2 separate regions of the Homo sapiens genome follow, and region 1 is linked to region 2. The links are chromatin loops, found by intact Hi-C in ENCODE. Cell type or tissue: mammary epithelial cell. All regions are shown on one strand. Links, peaks and the distances in the headings refer to the core of each region. The heading gives the core; the rest is flanking DNA.

Region 1 (5,384 bases), core at 108-5,107, 120 kb before region 2:
TTTCTCTAATGATATAGTTAAATAGATAATTGCACCCTTTTCTGTATAAACAAATAAAAGATATCTTGAACATGCAGTTATTTGAAGTACTAATCACACTTCTTGCTTACATAAACAAAGGCTTATCAAAATTATAAGTCTTCAGAAGAAGCAGATTCTACAACATTTTCTCCTCTAAGAAATATCAGCACACTATATCCTGATGCTGGACTGAGTGAACATCATTAAGATCCTTTTCTCAATTAGAGTTCCAAACAACTCTATCGTTTGCTTCCTGTCAAAACACCTGAACAAAAATATGATATGTTGCATCATTCGCTGAAGCTATTTCTCCAGTTGGAACATGAATTACGAGTCCTTCTGAAACACATCAACCAAATCAAGTTGTAACAAGGCCCTGTTTTATTCACTGCACAGATCTCAGCTAATCACTTTCTAATACGAGTCATGATTGTGCTTCATTAAGTTAGCATTTCTCTTATTTTTCCCTTATTTAGTATGTACTTCCATGGTACATACTAATGGTAGAGCCAGCAATAAGTTGAACATTTCTTGCCTTACAAGGTGTACTTCACCCGGGTCATTCTGACTTTGCTGGGCCATTTGTACTTTTACAATGTGTGGGGTTAAGAATGCTTGTTATAAAACACAGGTCTTTCTTTGTCTCTAAATAATACGTAGGCACTTGTGGTGGTCTTTAAATTCTAGGATTTTTTTTTCCATATGGAAGTTCTCACTCAATTTCTAATGATGAATGTCTCTAAATACACACTGCTGAGGTGAAGTTGTGTCTCACTGGCGGCAGAATTGAGAAACTATCACTCCTTCCAACACAGCAACCCGAGGAACTGCCTGAGGCATCCACTTCCTGTTTCCACAGGGGCAGAACAGTTGTTTAAGGCTATCTTTAAATTGGTGGCTTAGAAAATTAAAGTGGCAGAGAAGATTCAGAAACTGTATAATCCTCATCTGAATAACTTTTGTAAATGAAGCAAGAGAAAGCAGTCATCTTGTTTCCTGAAGTTAAAGGTAAGGTCTTTAGAAGGAGGGCTCATAGCATGTTTCTTGTCTATACAAGCTAATTCAAAAACTTGGTTGATTCTAAGTTGTGGTTGGCCAAGAAAGAAGCAGGTAGAGAGATCAAAGGGAATACAGGAAGGGAGTAGAATGTGGCTCCATGTTCCCCACACCTTCCCCTCCCTTCTGTTCCGGAAACAGGTGTCTTCTGCATACTTCTTGGGATCCTTCATGATTGATAATGTGGCTCTATTGTTTTTTCTTGACTGAGTCACCAGTGAAGGTAAGGTTTCTCTATTGTTTCCCTGTTGTTTTAGCAACCACTCTCCAGGGCAACTCTCTCTTTCTGAGTTATTCTACATCAGAGGAGAAACACACACACACACACACACACACACACACACACACACAAAGGATCATAATGGGACTTAAGTGATCCTTTAGGTCAAACCCCTCATACTATGGAGGGAACAAAAAAAGGTCAGGGGAAAGAAGAGATCTTCTCAGTGTCATGTAGGGGCTCACTATGGACCTGGGAAGAGAATCCCAGTGTATACATTAGCATCCCTCTCATCTATATGGATCCATTATTTTATTTTCCCTCTCATTCTCCCACATGAACCATCCCCCTGACTCTCCCACCCTTTTCCAAGAAAAAAGATCACAGTCAATGTTTTCTTGTTCTGTGATGTCCTATTGCTAGGGAGGACAGTCACTGTGGGCATTATTCTAAGGAAGGCTTTGTAGGATTTACATAGGTTCTGTTGTGGATAGAACCAAAACTATAGGAGAAGCCATTCCCCAGAAGTGTTCACAGCCAAAGCATGGCCTCTTATTGTAACTTGTGAAGAAATCCAACCTCTTGGTCAGACACAATTGTATTTGAATCTCTTCCTAGCTGTGTAAGTCTCCCATTTTAGCCTCCCCATAAATACAACGATACAATGATGAGAATAATGGTGCTTGGTTCACTTAGCTCATCTGGGGGTTAGATTTAATATGTCATGCCTGGAAGATACTGAAGACTTGGTAGCTAGGAGCTGCTATCATCTTTCTCCCATGGGCTCAGATATATTATGGGATCGTTACAAACTCTCCCCTTTCACTTAAGTCCAGTGCAGCGTCCACTCTTTTGAGGTGAATCCTTCTCTGAAAGGCACATCTCCTGAATGGCCTGCAATATCCTGCCTTATGAAAGTCACATGAAAAGGGTTAATACGACATGTCAGATTGAGGCAGCATGAACATGTGTGATTTTCTGCTTAAAACCACAAAGAAAACAAAACTTCACACAACAGAGAACTGTGTGTCAGAGCCACAGGAATTCTGCTGTGGTTGACGTCTCTGTAGGGAGACAGACATTCCAGGAAAAGTAGATTCACACTCATCCCCACTGACCAAGGCAGAGCTGGCTCTGCCTCCTCTATTAACACATGAGGAATTTCTCTCCATCGGCATTTCCCACATTAGCCGTTTCCTCACACATTCTGGGTATTTGTTCTAGCCAACCCTTCCTGATTGGAGCTGCTGGAGCTGCAGTTTCATCTAGTCTTCAATTCTTTCCTTTACTTTTTTTCTGCAACTTGACTTATTGTTTCTGACTTTCGTTTCATCTTAGTTAATAATATCCATAAAATCACAGCTTGGATGTGCTAGCTGTACATAACTACATTTATATAGATATCTATATATATGTATGTAATATATATTTCCTAAAATATATTACAATAAATAAATATTAAAACTTTTTTTTTTAAATAAAATACTTCAACCATGTGCCTCTTAAGGATATCTTGCATACTTACACCACACAGATTGGTACATGGCACCCATATATGCATTTGGAAATACTGTCCTAGATAAAATTTTATCCTTTTTTGCTTATTGCTTTTCTTTCTTTTTCTTTTCTTTTTCTTTTTTTTTTTTTTTTGAATCGGAGTGTCTACTTTGTGCCTTTCCCCCTTCAGAATGCAGTGCCTCTGAGTGAAACGTCACCAGGAAAAGAAATGTTCTAAAAATGAGGTTTTCATTATGTCCTATAGCCCAGCTAGAAAACTCAGAGAAGAGCCTACGTGCTACTTTTCATCCTGGGGACTGATGCTTGAATGTGTTAAAATGCTATTTATTTTCCGACAGACGACTTGGGCTTGGCACCATGTAAACCCAAAGTGTTTGTAGAGATTCCCTTGAGGACAAAGGAAAAATCATCTGTATAGATCAAACGTGTATTAGCTGCATTAGCAATTGGCCCCTGGAGACTGACAAAGACCTTTTTAGACAGATTTCATTGCACGGCTTTTTAAGAGCTTTCATTGAACTAGCCTTGAGCATCACAGGTATGGGGCTTTCTTCACGTCCTAAGTGTCAGAAAAGAAAGGTGGACGATGAGAAGCTGGGATGAGAACTGCTACCTTCATTGTAGATGAACCTCAACACGATGCCCATGCTCCCGTCCCTATCAATATTTCATGTTACCAGAGCCATAAGAAAACACATCTGTTGCCTTCCTGCATTGTAATATGTAGGATGGTGGAAAGATGATTATAGCACAGGTTCAAGGATTTAAAAATTCATCACCTTCTCAATTTAGAAAGCTGATTTGTGGTTAGGACTTACGAAGGCTACACAACTGAAATGATCAACTGGGGGCATAGCCTGTTCCCAAGAAATCTGGGGAGTAGGGGATGCAGTGAGAGGGAGGGGGAGGTTGGAACTGTGATTGCTCAGGCTGCTGACTGGGCCAGTGGTTGAAGGCTTCAATTTGTCAACATACTGTCAATGCAATGTTTGCTTTGTATCATGGCATGGTATGCGGAATAGAGAGAGGAAAAAAAATGCTGCCACAGTTGCAAGCCCAGAAGCAAACCCCAAGTTTTCAACAGACATGCATCTCCCTGCTCCTCCAACACTGCAACACTCTTTCTGCCATAGCTCAGTGGTTTCCAGTGCTGACCTTAGTTCCACTGTGTGTGTGTGTGTGTGTGTGTGTGTGTGTGCAGAACTTGTAAGCTCTTCAGCAAAAGGACCCTTTTCCAGAACCCTGGGCAGACACGTAATATTTCCCCTTCCTCTGAAAGCCTCCCAAATCATTCATCTGGATTGGCTTCACTTCTTTATTTCACTGCTGGAAACATTTTGGAGACTCATACAATCTTACAACCTCATCCCATCTCTACTAACTGGGATGCACACATCTCCCTCAGAATGCAGAGGCCCAGCCACTGCTCATGAAGAAACAGAGCTTCCACCCCCAGCAAAGGTGGCCAGGAAAGTCGGGTACTTTCCAGTGCTGGATACAAACCTTTGTATTTCCAGCAGCTGCCCTACAGAAGCACGAAGGAATGTTTAACCTGCAGCAAAATAGTTAGAAAGGAAATGAGTATAACTTTCTGGCCTGATAAATTATTTCATATTTCTTATGCCCTGTAGCCTGCCTTTTTTGCAGTGCTAAGTCTCAGTGGAATGAATACCAGGGATGCGGTCACCAGTCTGTGTGGCATCGGGTCCCTGACTGTGGTTCACAACATATTATTGCTTCTCTTCTGTCCCTCTCCACTCTCACTGCCTTTCTCATTTGCTTTGTCCCTTGGTCATATCACCTGGCCATCAAAGATAGGCATTGCTCAGAAAGATGGTTCTCCTTGGCTTGTGAGTATAAGACACAAATATCCTCAGGCGCAAGCCTGGAGAAGAAGGAGTTACTGTCTGCTGCAGCCAACTGTCCAGGGAGGGTCTTTTCCATAGACATAAAAGGATATCAGCAGGATACACACTCAGGCTGGCGCTTAAAGAATGCAACTCTAAGAAATCCTGGTACATTTGATTTGATACAGAAGCATTAAATGTCCACGAGCAGCATTCACCAATAAATTAAAGAAATAAAAAGCTTCATTCTTCCCATTTAAGTCAACAAATAAAATGCTGGGATGCCTGATCCTGAGGGTTCTACACAGATGCCCCCTCCAAGGGCAGTGCCTGCACTCAGAGAGTGGATTGTCTTCAAGCCAGGTCTACGAGGCAAACTTGCACAATTATCACTTCAGCAGGGACAGAAGCAATGCCCTAGGATGATCTTTCCAAAATGGAAATCTGAACCTCAGCCCTACTTAAAAATTCTCCCTCGGCTCCAGACAAAGCCTTCATTACATTCCATCATCTTCAGCCCCTTCTCTATCACCTGCCTTTTACTTTGTGCTGCAGGAATACTACATTTTATTGGATGATCTCATCTTATGTAGCACTTTAAGTCTTTATTTATGAAGTTTACTAAATTTAGAAAGGTTTTATCTTCCACTCCCTTATTTTTTAAACATTGGGTATAATTCTTATCCATCCTTCAAGATGCATTTAAATCCCTTTTGCAGGGA
Region 2 (5,384 bases), core at 305-5,304:
CCCATAGAGACACACAAGACCCAAATCATAGCATCAGTGTATAAGCAAGTGTGTTGGCAAGACAGAGATGAATTCAGCTAATAAAGAGAGCACCTAGACACACGTGAAAGGCAGAACTTTCCCATGGAAAGACATGATAGTAAAACCCAAGCAGCTCTATCCTTCATTACCTTGTGTATGGGATTTGGTCACCCATGCATGGAAGTTCAGATGTTATTTCATTTGTGTAACTGAATGAATGGGTGGGCAGAGTTAATAGGATTTGCTCATTAAATGCTTAAATCAGCATGTCATCAGTTATTATATTTGATGTAAACCTTTCTTTGGCGTTTCAGAGTGTTTCCTCTTCTGTATAAAAAGATGTCAATAATCCTTTTCCAGATCTTTTCAAAGGCAGGGAACACATTTTATAGTTCTCAATAGCTTTTGCAATCTTCAAAATGGTTGAAAATTCCTTGAATTGAATAAGCCTGATGGGTTGATTAAAGCAGGATATACCTCTACTTGCCAAAACAAATATTCTCTAGAAGGAACTGATAGAAAATAACATTTAAAGAGACATATTTACTTTTAGTATAGTTCCAGTTTATCACAACATGAACATAAATATCAATAAGGAAAGGTCACCTGAAAAGTTAGAAACTATCATTAAAATAACAAAATACTTATACAGCAATGCAGGCAGATCCTTTCCCAATGCAGACCAGAGAATAATACAATACAGTAATAACAACTACAATTTAGAGTTCCACTAACTAGGAATCAGGCACTTTGCCAAACATTGTATGTATGTATCTATTTAATGAACCCTTAGAACAATCTATGAGGTGAGGGCTTATTATCCTTCCTATTTTTCAAGTAAGACACAGAACCAGAGCTTCAGTGACCTGCCCAAATTATCACATGCAGTTAGTGAGAAGCAAAGTCAATGGTCTCAAATATTACATGTCACGAACCTATGTTGTTTTCTTCTTCTCACTGGAACGTGAGAAGGTATACAGAGTAAGAATGAGTAATTGCTACTCTATGCTAATTTCATGCAAAGTAATTTTAAACTGATGTAAAAAAAAAAAACAAACACCCAAAACCCAACATGACGATAATGCCAACATCACATGGTTCTACCTTTCAAACCAGTTCATAGATTCATAACTTCATGTTCATACATATTTAGCCAAGTCCAAAAGGTGCCTCATTTAACTGTGAATTTGCAACTTATGCAAAAAACCCACATCCTGCAAGAGTTGGGGGAGATGTAATGACTGGGAAAAAATGTAATAGCTAGAATACAAAAATTACATTTTCCATAGACCTCACACATTTCTTGTGTACATTTTTCTAGCAGCTGTTTAGAAAGCACTAGTGGTCACACAGATGAAATGTGGCAGTTGTAGCATATTAACATAAATATTTTTACCTGAATAATTCCTGCTGTTCTTTTGAAACGAAAATTAATTCACATATTGTTTTCCCTGGAGTTCCCCAAAAACTTGCTAGCTTTTTTTTTTTTTTTTTTTTTTTTAAGAAATATAACAACTGTGTGTACTGGGGCTGAACTAAGTATTATTTCTGAACGCAATTTTATTTTTTCAGTGCACGTTATACTAAAAGGAAGGATAATGGTACTGAACATAGAATCGATACACATTTAAATGGAATCAGTTTATCAAAACATACCACTTCAAGATGGACCGAATTGTGATATCCACAATCAACTGATAATGGTACCAAATCATTAACTGCTGGCTTTGAGATTCTTACAGAGAATAATTTCATATAACCCAGAAAAGCATGGCCATGCTGATTAAATTAGCCTGATTCTCTACCCTGAGAGAGGATGTTTACAGGGGCATAGGTGTACCAAGAGCAGTGAGAAGCAAGGACTCTGTGAGTAAAGTGTTCTGGGTTCCAATCCCAGCTCAGTCCCTTCCTGGCTATGTGAAGTCTGAACTAACCATTAAACGTTTAACAATCTCATAGGTCAGGCCACTGCACCACCTAAAGCTACCATGCATGTTAGTCTAAATGAATGGTGCCCCTTGGAGTTCTGCAGTGTACAACCTGAACATGCAGGCCCCTGCCCAAGGGTTGTGGGGATTCGAGTGATAATGTTTGTAAAACACTTGGCCCAACCCCTAGTACTTAGCAGGTCCCCAGAGAATGCTAGCTCTTAATTACTTTCATCTTAATGTATATCATGTATGACCTCTATCTTCACATTTAAATTCTTAAAGGACTTTAAAGGAAGTACTTTATTTCATGTTCCATCTGATCTCTCTATCAAGGGAGCAGTGGGATTTTGTAAATTTTTTGAGTCAGGTACTCTTTAAGCCTGTTCTATCTTTTCAGAGACACTAAGTGTCTTTGCAAATTTTTTTCTGTTTCTATGATATGGCATGTCTGTGAAGAGGTCTGAAGAACTCAAGATGTCCTCAAAAGTGCTATGTAAAAATTTTCCCTGAACCCCAATATATTATTGCATTTACAGAAGTGAATTCAGAGCCAGACTGATTGGGTCAAAGTCCAGCTCTCTCCATTTCTAGCTATGTGATTTTTCCAAGTCAGTTCATCTTTAAAGCCTCAGGTTTCTCATTTGCATATTAGGGAAACTAATACTTTCTACTACATAGGATTGTTGGGGCTTGTGGGGAACCTACTGCATAGTAAACTGTTCAGCAAAAGCCTGGCTCATGGTTGATACTAAATATATCATTGCTGCATTGTTACTAAGTGCCAGTCTGTGTCTCTCAACCACTGGAGGAGGGATGTTCGATTCAGAAGCCACTTAAGCTGCAAGTCAGGCCATAGGAATGTTGCCCCATAAACTCAGCAGGGTTCAGAATTCTTACAAAGATAATCAGCAGGGCAGGGCATTGTTCTAGTTCTATCTGGCTACAGCAGAGACATGCTCAGCATACTTATTCTGAGAACCTTAGCTGCTTCAGCTGAAAGTAAGGTGATTCATCTGTAAAGTAAGACTTGGGGATGTGGAAAGAGGTCTTTTCAAGTACACAATTCTCTGACTTAAAAATAAGGTAAAATAAGCCGAGATTTCGTTTGGGTGTTCCTTTTACATCTTTACTTACCCCTTTAGTTTTAGACACTAAACCTCTGGCCTTCCCTGCTTGATATTCATAGCACACTTTGCTGATGGATCAAATTATTCATTTTATTGGGCTTGGATGAGACTTCACATACTACTTAACGCAGCATTCTAGTGTGTTGAGCCACTATTAATCCTTCCAAATTTTAATTTTAAGGACAGGACATACTCTTTATCTCTGTTTTGTGAAGCATCTTACACATTTAGGACTATCTTCTGTGACAGTCATATATATTTCTTTTTACTAATCAAAGCCAAAAGATATGGCTGTCTTATGTTCCATTTTCTCTAGACTTTTATAACTAGCTAACTGTAGAATTAATTCTCAGTTCTAAGGGGTTTACACTTTAAAAGGAACTTCATTATTTCTTTTAAAAGTACTTATGGGGCCGGGCAGGGTGGCTCACGCCTGTAATCCCAGCAATCAGGGAGGCCGAGGCAGGCAGATCACAAGGTCAGGAGATCAAGACCATCCTGGCTAACACGGTGAAATCCCGCCTCTACTAAAAATACAAAAATTAGCTGGGCGTGGTGGCGGGCACCTGTAGTCCCAGCTACTCAGGAGGCTGAGGCAGGAGAAAGGCGTGAATCCGGGAGGAGGAGCTGGCAGTGAGCAGAGATCGCACCACTGCACTCTAGCCGGGGCAAAAGAGCGAGATTATGTCTCAAAAAAAAAAAAAAAAAAAAAACAAAAAACAAAACAAAACACACACACACACAGAAAAACTATTTATGGAAGCCATTCTCTGTTCTTCCCACTATGCATTTTCAAGCAATGGAAGGGAAAACCAAATAAACAGGCAACTGCAGTACAGTATATCTGTGCAGTGGCCACCCAGGAGACCAGGACCTGGGTAGGTGGGTCGGGGAGACATCCAGTTAATCTTGGGGATTAAGGGGCTGTTTTTAGGAGACCATTATGGATGACAGTGTTCTAGCACAGGGAACAGTGTGGAGCCTGATGGAGAGACAGACAGCATGGTCTGGTCAGGGAATGTCAAGTCACTCAGAACAGTAAAACATGGTCTATGACAGGCTGGGCTTGTGTGGAGACACATTTGAAAATAAACGTGAGAAAAATGAGAAGGTGATCTGAAGCCATCATCTTACAGAAAGAGATGCAGTACTTTGACCGGAAAGGTAGTTACGAAGGTAAAAACAACCAGGGAGTTACTGGTAAAGGAGAAACTAAGGAAAAGAGCTCAAGTTACTGCACATAGAGGCTGCCTGTTAAGGGTAATCAGATCTGAACACAAGATCAGTGCATACAATGAGTAAAGGAAAAGATAAATTTCTCTCTGTGGCATTTGGAGATAGATTTATTTTCTTGGAAAATAAAGGCAAATACCGAGCACTTGTTTGAACCCTAATAAAACAGAAATTTAATCACTTAGAGGGATACCTTGTCAGGCGATTATATTTCAAGTTCCCGATGACTTATTTTTCTTTGTTAAATAACCTAAGCATAACAGCTAGGGATGGTGATAGAATAGTAGGTCCACAAGATTATGAAATATAAATTTGACTTAAAATTGATAACTCTTGGCTGGGTGCAGTGGCTCACACCTGTAATCCAAGCACTTTGGGAAGTTGAGGCGGGCAGATCACCTGAGGTCAGGAGTTCGAGACCAGCCTGCCCAACATGGTGAAACCCTGTCTCTACTAAAAATACAAAAATTAGCTGGACATGGTGGCGGGTGCCTGTAATCCCAGCTAGTAGGGAGGCTGAGGCAGGAGAATCGCTTGAACCTGGGGGCAGAGGTTGCAGTGAGCCGAGATGGTGCCACTGCACTCCAGGCAACAAGAGCTAAACTATATCTCAAAAAAAAATTGATAACTCTTTCATTCAAAATATATGGATTAATCCACTGCAATGTGCCAGGCACTGTGATAAATGCTGAAAATAAAGCAGTGAACAAATTAGCATGGCTTCAGGGAGCTTATAATCTAGTCAACAGATATTAAACTAATGAACACAGGATGCATACGTGATTACAATTCGAAATAAGTCCTTATAAGGAAAAGTGAAATATAGAATGAAAGGTTCAAATCGGAGGAACTATTTCTAAAAGTGGGAGCCAAGGAGGGCCTTCTATGGAAGGGAAGTGCCTGCTGAGCTTCAAACAAGGAGCGGGTGTCATGGGGGACAGTGTTCCAGATGGAGCAGCCTTTCTCAGGCAGACAGGGGTTTTACCCTTGAGAGGTCATTCAGCACCATCCAGAGGCATTTTTGGTTGTCACAACAGGGATGACTGTGGTGCTATTGGCATCTAAAGACAGG

What was found. Peaks named below come from ENCODE experiments on the same cell type or tissue, not always from the same donor. Only the 100,000 strongest peaks of a DNase experiment are listed, where the experiment ranks them.
Region 1: it touches region 2 in a loop (10-fold over the local background); 1 of 110 quality-filtered maps calls a loop at or near these places.

The regions. Positions count from the first base shown.
Region 1 is chr5:167,812,017-167,817,400 of GRCh38, reverse strand. All of the region lies in intron 4 of TENM2 (teneurin transmembrane protein 2), which reads right to left. Among named protein-coding and RNA genes, the nearest start is that of TENM2-AS3, 140 kb to the left of the region's middle. In mammary epithelial cell, for the core only: no CTCF peak of the experiment used is centred there; DNase peaks (open chromatin) are centred at 340, 1,240 and 2,380; H3K27ac peaks cover 3,262 bases.
Region 2 is chr5:167,697,088-167,702,471 of GRCh38, reverse strand. The region is part of intron 4 of TENM2 (teneurin transmembrane protein 2); the gene reads right to left. Among named protein-coding and RNA genes, the nearest start is that of TENM2-AS4, 40 kb to the right of the region's middle. RefSeq lists enhancers at 2,178-2,883, 3,589-4,295. In mammary epithelial cell, for the core only: no CTCF peak of the experiment used is centred there; a DNase peak (open chromatin) is centred at 2,811; H3K27ac peaks cover 3,642 bases.